2 separate regions of the Homo sapiens genome follow, and region 1 is linked to region 2. The links are chromatin contacts, found by Hi-C or POLR2A ChIA-PET in ENCODE. All regions are on one chromosome and are shown on one strand. The core of a region is the stretch at or near the end of the contact, and the rest is flanking DNA. Distances in the headings are between cores, read along the strand shown.

Region 1 (4,607 bases), core at 1,766-4,265, 240 kb after region 2:
TATGTATATATATTTTTTCTTTTTTTTTTTTGAGACAGGGTCTCACTCTGTCACCCAGGCTGGAGTTCAGTGGTGCAAGCACAGCTCACTGCAGCCTCAACTTCCTGGGCTCAAGCAATCCTCCCAGCTCAGCCTTCTAAGTACTACAGGCTCAAACCGCCACATCCAGCTGATTTTGTTCATTTTTTGTAGAGACGGAGATCTCACTATGTTGCTCAGGCTGGTCTCCAACCCCTGGGCTCAAGTGATTCTCCCAAAATGCTGTGATTACAGGCATAAGCCACCACACCCAGCCTAAATTTGTATCTTTTAAACAACTTCGTGGGTTTTTTAAAACAACTTTGTGGTTTTGGATGGCAAATTCAAGAATACAAAGCCTCGGACCTGGGTGTCAGAGGCAGAGTAGCCCTTGCCTTTCGGTCACACTGACCCATGCACAGCATACCTCCAGAGATAGCCCATGCCCCCCAGGGGGCGGTGGGAAATGGTTTGAAACCTCTTCCCCTCCCCACCCTGCTCCATTCTGTAACTTCCTCCCAGGAAGGCAGGCCCCTCCCCACTCAAATCCCTGTCCAGGGTCCAGGGTCCAGAGAAGGGAGTGGCCCAGGCAGAGAACCCCAGTGAGTGCCCACCACATGCCAGGCACTGACTGCCACCCCTTCGACTCTAACCTAGCACCCAGCACATGGAGCTACACTCATCGCCTGTGCCTTTGTGCGGCATATGGTGAGTGCCTGCTGGGAGCTAGGTGCTGGAGAGGACTTTAAGTCAGACTTTGTCCACGACACCAAGGCTTGAAGACAGGTATAACCCCTGAGGCCACCTCCCCTCCTCACAGGTCGCATTGTAGCACTTTCTCACCCTAGTTGTCCACTTTGCCTCTGCTGCTCTGCCAGTCTGCAGGGGCAGAAGGATGCCCGTGCCCAGGAAGAATGCTGAAGCCAGGTGCATGGCCCCTGCAGTGGTGGAAGCTCCCCCAGTAGCGAGCGGCCATTTGACTAGGCTGAATCGAGTTGACTTCACAACCGAGGTCTGATCACTGACTACACCATCTCCTTGTTGGGAAAAACAAACAAACAAAAAAACCCCCACAAACCACTGCTATTTTAAATTGTGATCAAAATGAAGATACTAAAAGCCCTGGGGGCTGGGTTCTGAGAATCCCCCACGAGTCCCCCGAGGACCTTGCACCCAGGTCCTCCATGCAGCCCTGCAGTTGCAGCCTGGTCTGTTTCTGCTCCACCGGCCCCGCCCCACACCTGCCCGGGTCTCAGGCTTGCTGAAAGAATCCCTGGATCCGATTTCCACCTGGGTACTAGGTATAGACCCAGCTCTACCACCCCCTAGCCGTATGCTTGTTGGAGAGACATTTAACCTTTCTGGATTTCACTGTTTTCATCTATAAAATGAAGGAATTGAGAGGGAGGATCTCCACAATGCTGTCCCTGATCCATAGGCAACAGTGTTTTTCAAAGCCACCAGGGTTGAGAAGTGCTGGTCCATGGTTGCTTTTCCGAGCTCAGGATTGAAAGAGTCCTTTGGCTAAAGAGCTGAAGAAGAAAGAGGATGCTCTCACCCTATTCAGCTTTTGGTTCTTCCCAGTCTGCTACAAGACCAGGGAAAATGTGAGTTACTCCTCCAGCCACAACTACAGCAGGCAGGTGGAGGGTGGGGGATGACATGTGGCACAGCACTTTGCTGGACTTTAGTGTTTGGGGATAATGGACTCCTGAGATTTCTCCCACGCCATCCGGCTGGGATGACTATGGCTCCTTTCTCAGGGATGCCCCGCCTTTCCCTCCTGCTCACAGGGAAACTGCCGGCAGCTCCACACTGGCCTGGCTTTTGAATCTATGTGCCATATGATTTTTTTTTTCTTTCACGAAAGGCCCCTGCTTGCCAAAAAGGAGGTTTTTCAGACCACTGACCTATGTAAGGGGCAAGCTCCCTGGGTACTTCACTGCCAAGAACAAAAAACATCCATCCCCCTTATAAACTCCCCAGGGCAGTGCAGTCTAAGCCCCTGAGCATGGCATTCAAGGCCTTCGGCGATCTGGCCCCGCTCCCCCTTCTGTGGCAACTGCTACCACTCCATACTTGACTTTTCACATTCCAGCAACCAGAGCTGTTTGTAGTTCCGGGACACACCACGTGCCACATTCCTGTGTGTCCTTGCAGACGCTGTTCCCTCTGCCTAAGAGAACCTCTTCCTTCCACTTTGACCACCTAAGAGAACCTCTATGCATTCTTCAAAGCCCTAATAGTAGCTGCCCACGAACGCCTTCCTTGATCCCGCACATGTTAGTTACCCGGCCTCTGGGCTATTCTGTCCCCTCTGCTCATCACTAGATCCGAAATCGCTAATTTACAGGCAGCGCAGTGGGATGCTTTTGGATTCGGGACACCTGGGCCCAGACCCAGCCGCCCCACCCCGGCGCCCCGGGCTTGTGCACAGCAGGAGCCTCCGCCCCGCGGGTGTGGGTTGGACGAGGCCAAGGGCAGCGGCCGGCCAGGGGCCAGGCCAGAGTCCAGCACTGCCCTCGGAGGAAGCCGGGTGGGGGCGGCGCTCCTGAAGGCTCCAGCCCCGGGGAGGGAAGCCGGCCCCGCACCTCCCGCACTGGGCGCTCAGACCCCTGGTGCTTCCACGGCGTCTGAGGGTTTCTCAGCCACCGAAGGGTGTCTCCGCCGCACCCAACGGGTCCCCCGGTGGAGAGATTTGCCTTCACATCAGATTAAAGGGGGTTCCGTTTGGTGAAGGCGCCCAGGCTCATCCCCCACGTTTCCGCACTGGGTCTGAGATGGAAAGAAAGCGGGGGACCAGAGCCCTTCTTCCAAAGAACGGAAAGCGCCCCACCGCGACGCCCCGGCCCCGCCCAGGGGCCCTGCGAGGGCGGCCCGGAGACCCCGCGGCCGCTGGCGGGGCGCGGCTTTCCCAGGCTCCCGGCGCCACCTGGTGGCCCGTGGCGCGCACTGTAGTCCCCGCTCGGGAGGCCCCCTTGGCTCGGATCCCACTCCACGTGGGCGGCGGTAAGACCGGAGTTCCTGAACAAAGGTGAATGTCGTTCCAGGAACCTGCCGCGTGGGGACAGAACTGAGGCGTGGGACCGGGCAGACCTACGTGGATTCAGCTCCTACCCCAAAGCCCGCCCGCCTGTGAAGCAGGGGCCTCGGTTTGAGCTCTCCAGGCGCACCTGCTTCCCCTGAGGGAATTAACTCAAGAACTCACCCATCACTTCTCTTTAAAACCATTCCCTTTTTTCACTGAAGTTAATTCGTAAAATTAGCCATATCCAATGCAACTATTATTTTTTCCCCAATACGTGCTAAAATAAAATATATAGGTATTAAAGGAGGAAAGACAGTTTTCTTCACTCTGGGTAACACCAGTCCATGGGATCAAGTTCAGAACCTAAGCCTGTCCTGAGGCCTGCCCGGTGGCTCGTCCCTGCTTCTTCTGTCTCCTTCCGATTCAGCCACAGCGAACCCTCACCTGTCCTCTCCTGGAATATGGCAGCGTCACGGTGCCAAAGATCCCAGAGGGTTGTCCTCTTTTCTCAGGTTGTACTGCTTACCTAAGAGAGATCTGAATTTGGGGAAATGAATTAGTCTCTAAAGTTTCATGCCCTTTAAAAACAAAACCTTGACAGAGACAAAGGCAAGTAACTGTTTATTAAAATCGGAATGAGCTTTGAGCTCCTGGACTCATACAACAGGCATCTGTTTCTTCTTGATTTTATGAGGCTCCTCTAGCAGTTCTGTTCCTCACCACCGAGAAGCACACAGGTTGTTTAGCCACTGATCTCGAGTGAACGTGTTGGAACCATGCATACTTCACTACCTGACGCTAACACTGTTTCCAGAGCTCTAGAAGCCAAAACAGCGCCTGGGTACAACATGGATTCTTGCCATTGTGTTTCTGGGCTCTTTCAGCATAGCTGTCTGAGCTACACGGTTCTGGCCAAACTGATTTACAAACACAACACAGCATTGCAAATCAGTCACAGTGCAAGTCTATTCAGGGAAATTTCATGGATAATTCTAATCTAGGGACAGTGTTGGGGGTTGTTAGCAGAGAGCTCCCTTAGTCTGACCAGTCATGACGCTGCTTGGGGAAAAAGCTTCCCCGGCCCTGCAGCAGCGGCCGTCCTGGACAGACTGAAATGAAAGGCTTCAGAAGAGATGGAACAAGGTTTTTTTTTTTTTTTTTTTTTGAGACAGAGACTCGCTCTGTCGCCAGGCTGGAGTACGGTGGCATGATGTCGGCTCACTGCAACCTCCGCCTCCCAGGTTCAAGCCATTCTCCTGCCTCAGCCTCCCAAGTAGCTGGGACTACAGGCACCTGCCACCACGCCCAATTTTTGTATTTTTAGTAGACGGGGTTTCACCATGTTGACCAGGATGGTCTCGATCTCCCGACCTCGTGATCCGCCTGCCTCGGCCTCCCAAAGTGCTGGGACTCCAGGCGTGAGCCACCGCGCCTGGCCCGGAACAGGGCTTTTTCTGGCTCTGTAAGTCTCCCATTCATCCACACCCCCTAGATCAAAATAACCCCATTGTTGTTAGTGATTAAAAAGTAATTCAGGCCGGGTGCGGTGGCTCACGCCTGT
Region 2 (4,226 bases), core at 968-3,467:
AAGAAAGATATGGCCTGATATAGAGCCCTGTAGTCTAGCGGAGCCAGACTTGGAATTCACCCATTAGCAAAACCTTTTGGAGATAAAAATATTTTTTCTAAAAAAAAATTTTTTTAGAAAAGGCTTTATAACTTTTCACTTTGGTAAGAAGGACAATTTTACAAAGTAATGTCTACTCTGGCCATAATTTCATAAAGGAGATGACTTTTTTCATAGCAAAGATGTAGATCAGATATGAAATTAGGATAAAACAAGTTTTTTCATGTTAAATACATTTTGCTTGTTTTTTTTAAAAAAAAACAAAACGCTTTTTGCTGTTTTCCTCTTATTTCTTCATGTGCACAGAGCACTAAAACTAAAATGCTGTGTACAATCATAGGAAGCTCAAATATCTTGCTAAAGACCCCTGATTAACAGGGGCTCTGACTGCCTGCCTTACCCCAAATGCAAGCTCTCATCACTAAGTAGGCATTTAATAAATGTCCTTTGATGATAAAAATTATGAGGACAGAGTGGGTTTATAATTTTTTTTACAGTTAAGAAATTACATGCTAGAGGTAGAAAGGACTTAAATTTCTTTTCCGAAGTCACACAACCAGTTTTAAAAGGAGCCGGTGCTGGAACTGAAGTCTTCTATCTCCTGGTTCCAAATCCTTTTCCCTTAGACTCCACTGACATTGATAAAGGACGTCTAAAATGATGTCCCTTATTTCCTTAGGGGGAACATGTTTATTTACCCAGGCAAAGGTATAATGAAATCAAACATCAAGGACCTATTACCAGATATAAAGATAACATCAACTGAACAGATGTTGGGAAAATTGGGGGTGTCAGGTTAAAGTTGCAAAAAGGCAGCATAACAGGGAGTGAAGCTTGGGGGCGGTGGGGGAGGTGAAGGAGGGGGCGGCAAGGGGTGAGGGTGGGGGCAGGGGAGCCAGGAATGTTTCTCTATGATAAAACAGCTGCTGGAGTGGCCAGGCTGAGCTTATGCAGATGTTAATTGATTTCTGGAGGTCCGGAAAGGCTTGTTAGACAAGCTTTAAAACGAGAGGAGGCCAGGCATGGTGGCTCACGCCTGTAATCCCAGCACTTTGGGAGGTAGGTGGATCACCTGAAGTCAGGAGTTCGAGACCAGCCTGGCCAAAATGGTGAAACCCTGTCTCTACCAAAGTACAAAAAATTAGCTGGGCGTAGTGGTGCATGCCTGTAATTCCAGCTACTCGGGTGACTGAGGCAGGAGAATCGCTTGAACCCAGGAGGCAGCGGTTGCAGTGAGCCGAGATTGCACCACTGCACTCCAGCCTGGGTGACAGAGTGAGACTCTGTCTTGAAAAAAAAAAAAAGAGGCCGGGCACAGTGGCTCACGCCTGTAATCCCAGCACTTTGGGAGGCCGAGGCGGGTGGATCACGAGGTCAGGAGTTCGAGACCAGTCTGACCAACATGGTGAAACTCCATCTCTACTAAAAATACAAAAATTAGCCTGGCGTGGTGGGGTGCGCCTGTAATCCCAGCTATTCAGGGGGCTGAGGCAGGAGAACCACTTGAACCCGGGAGGCGGATGCTGCAGTGAACCAACATCGCGCCATTGCACTCCAGCCTGGGCGACAGCGCAAGACTCTAATCTCAAAAAAAAAAAGCATCCATTTAACTCAGATATCACTAGATACATTTATGACTGAGTGTAGTCTGTGCAAAATAGCATTGAACAATTACACTTTTGTATGCACCTCAATGAAGTATCTTTGTATATTATATTTCTGGTGTATTAAATAAGTATAGGGTAAGCCATGCATCTTAGGTGAGTTCAACTACACAAGAAAAGAAAGAGGAAGTGAACTTACCGTGACAAACGGTTTGATATAATTCGTGGTGAAAACCAAAAGGCTTCCTACAACCCAAACCGGTTATAGAAAGGGAGCCAGTAAAAGTAAGTAATAAAACAATGCTTGTTTAAATTTTTGTCGCATGAAAGGCTCTACAGCAATGTAAACTGTGTTACAGGCACTAACATTCTTGTAGGATTCGAGGTCTCTGAATTGTTGAGCATCTGTCTTCAGAGTGCTTTTTAGTATCTAAGAATGTAACATGGGGCAGGAAGCAGAGAAATCAACCAAAAGTAAGGTTTTCATGTGCCCAAAGGATGTCACCGCAAAGATCATAGGAGATAATGTGGACATATCTGAAGAAGTGCCTTCTGGGCTGGCTGCTTATGACTGCTGTCCCTGGCACATCCGGCTGTATATACCTGCTGGCTGAAGTTACTCTCTCAGCCTCCTGGATATATTCAGCTTCAAATGCAGCTTCCCTTCTCCCTCCTGGTAACAGTCAGAGAAGCCTAGATCCTGTTATCAGTTCCTAGATTTCTTCTCAACATTTCACGGCATTCTCTCAATGAATTAACCTTGCCCTAATTTAATTAGCCGGCAAATTCTCCCTTGTAAATTGTCCTAGTTTAGTTTAGTCTCTAGGTGGTTCAGATATAAGGATGTTGCAATACAATGCAAAAAAGTCAGAGTCCGAAGTGTCCGTGAACATTAAGACTGGGTGTTTGTTTGTGTGTTTGTTTTGTTTGACTTTGTTTTTGCACAGGGCATTGTTTTTGTTTACTGTGGTGCTTAGCCCATTGGATGTATTAATTGGATATACTAGTCAGAGATTTTTCTGATTACGTCTGAAATCGAAATTCTTTTCTTTCGCAAATACTTGCCTAGATGTGGTCTTGGTGGGGAGCAGCCCCAGCCAGGGCTATTACACTTAAAGGGAAGATACTGACCATGGCTGGGTGTGGTGGTATGTGCCTGTAGTCCCAGCTACTCAGGAGGATTGCTTGAGCCCAGGAGTTCATTCTCTCCTATAGCCGCATTCTAGCCTAGGCAACATAGTGAAACCCTTGTCTCCTATAAAAAAAAAAAATAATAAAAAAAGAACGTGAAGGTGTGAGTGGCATTATAACCTTATTTCTCTTTCAGAGGGGCCGCTATAATACACACCTTGGTTGCCACATTCCAGTTCAGCTCTATTCATCTAAAAATAATCAGTTGCTTGGCTGATCATGGTACTATAATGACATTCAAATTCAGAACAGTAATACAACTTTTTAACATAAGGAAAATGTAAATAAACATAAATGAAGACATGACACTGTATTTTGATTTACCTGATTAGCTAATAGGAGGTACAAAACAGGCATTCCCATACACTGCCTGTGCCTACAAGCTCCTGGAAATTTTGAGAATGTGTATCAGTATTGTCATTAGTTTGCTAGGGCTGCGGTAACAAAGTTTCATGGATTGGGTAGCTGAAATGACAAAAATTTATTTTCTTTCAATTCTGGAGGCTAGAAGTCCAAGACCAAGGTGTAGGCAAGGTTAGTTTCTTTCAAGATCTCTCTTCTTGGCTTGTAGATGACCGTTTTCTCTCTGTCTTCATATGGTCTTCACTTCGTACATATTCTGTGTCCAAATTTCCTCTTCTTATAAGGACTCCAGGCATATTGGATTAGGGCTCACCTAATGACCTCACTGTAACTCATTATAATTACCTCCTTAAAGATCATATCTTCAAATACAGTCACATTATGAGATATGGGAATTAGGACTTCAACAAATAGACTTACAAAAGGACACATTACTGCGTCAGATTTTGTAAACTATACTAAAGAAATAAATATAATTTCTTAGGTTATAGGAGTATATATTACTTTCTTATAACCTGCTTTTCTTACCCAATATATATTTGAACATTTCTGTGTATATTTAAACACTTACAATATAAATTTTCATCGCTATCTAGCATTCTATCACATAGATACCTAATAATTTATTTAGCAGTCCTAACTTAAACTTAATTTTTTGAATAAGAAAAACATTCATATGGTTCAAAATCAAAACAATATAAAAAGATAAATACTTCCATCCCACCCCTGTTCCATATAAGTAACCCCTTTTATTAGTTTCTTGTGTATTCTTCCAATGTTTCCTTATGCAAATAAAAGCAAATGCAAATACATGCTCTTATTTCCCCTACTTTCTTACACAAAGGGAACACACTATTTACGCTGTGCTGCACCTTACTTTTTCTAAAAAGCAACATATTTCTGAAGCTTCTCCATTATCAGTACATAAAGAGCTTCCCCATTCTCTCCTATAGCCAGAAAATATACAATTGTGTAGCTGAACCATGGTTTACTTAACCAGTGTCTTCTATACAAGGTTGTCTCTAATTT

Evidence for each region. Hi-C counts contacts between places; a loop is a spot of excess contacts on that map. ChIA-PET counts read pairs that join two places held with the same protein, here RNA polymerase II (POLR2A). Pooled maps may share reads with other maps.
Region 1: a loop to region 2 is called in a pooled map, with 4 times the contacts of the local background. The contact joins two enhancer-like sites. A Hi-C loop is called at or near these places in 1 of 168 maps with a recorded cell type or tissue (posterior vena cava) and 7 of 50 pooled maps. POLR2A ChIA-PET finds 5 or more read pairs at or near these places in 3 of 52 experiments (IMR-90, K562 and T-cell).

The regions. Positions count from the first base shown.
Region 1 is chr2:170,971,944-170,976,550 of GRCh38, reverse strand. LOC124906091 (a long non-coding RNA gene) reads right to left here. Exons shown (of 3, transcript XR_007087293.1): 3 at 3,030-3,583. Among named protein-coding and RNA genes, the nearest start is that of GORASP2, 45 kb to the right of the region's middle. RefSeq lists silencers at 2,376-2,625, 2,766-3,075. Within about 2 kb of position 3,015, at least 26 of the 41 ENCODE cell types and tissues checked have a DNase peak (open chromatin) inside an H3K27ac peak, as active enhancers do.
Region 2 is chr2:171,208,967-171,213,192 of GRCh38, reverse strand. It overlaps a transcript of TLK1 not described here. Among named protein-coding and RNA genes, the nearest start is that of TLK1, 50 kb to the right of the region's middle. Within about 2 kb of position 2,217, at least 6 of the 41 ENCODE cell types and tissues checked have a DNase peak (open chromatin) inside an H3K27ac peak, as active enhancers do.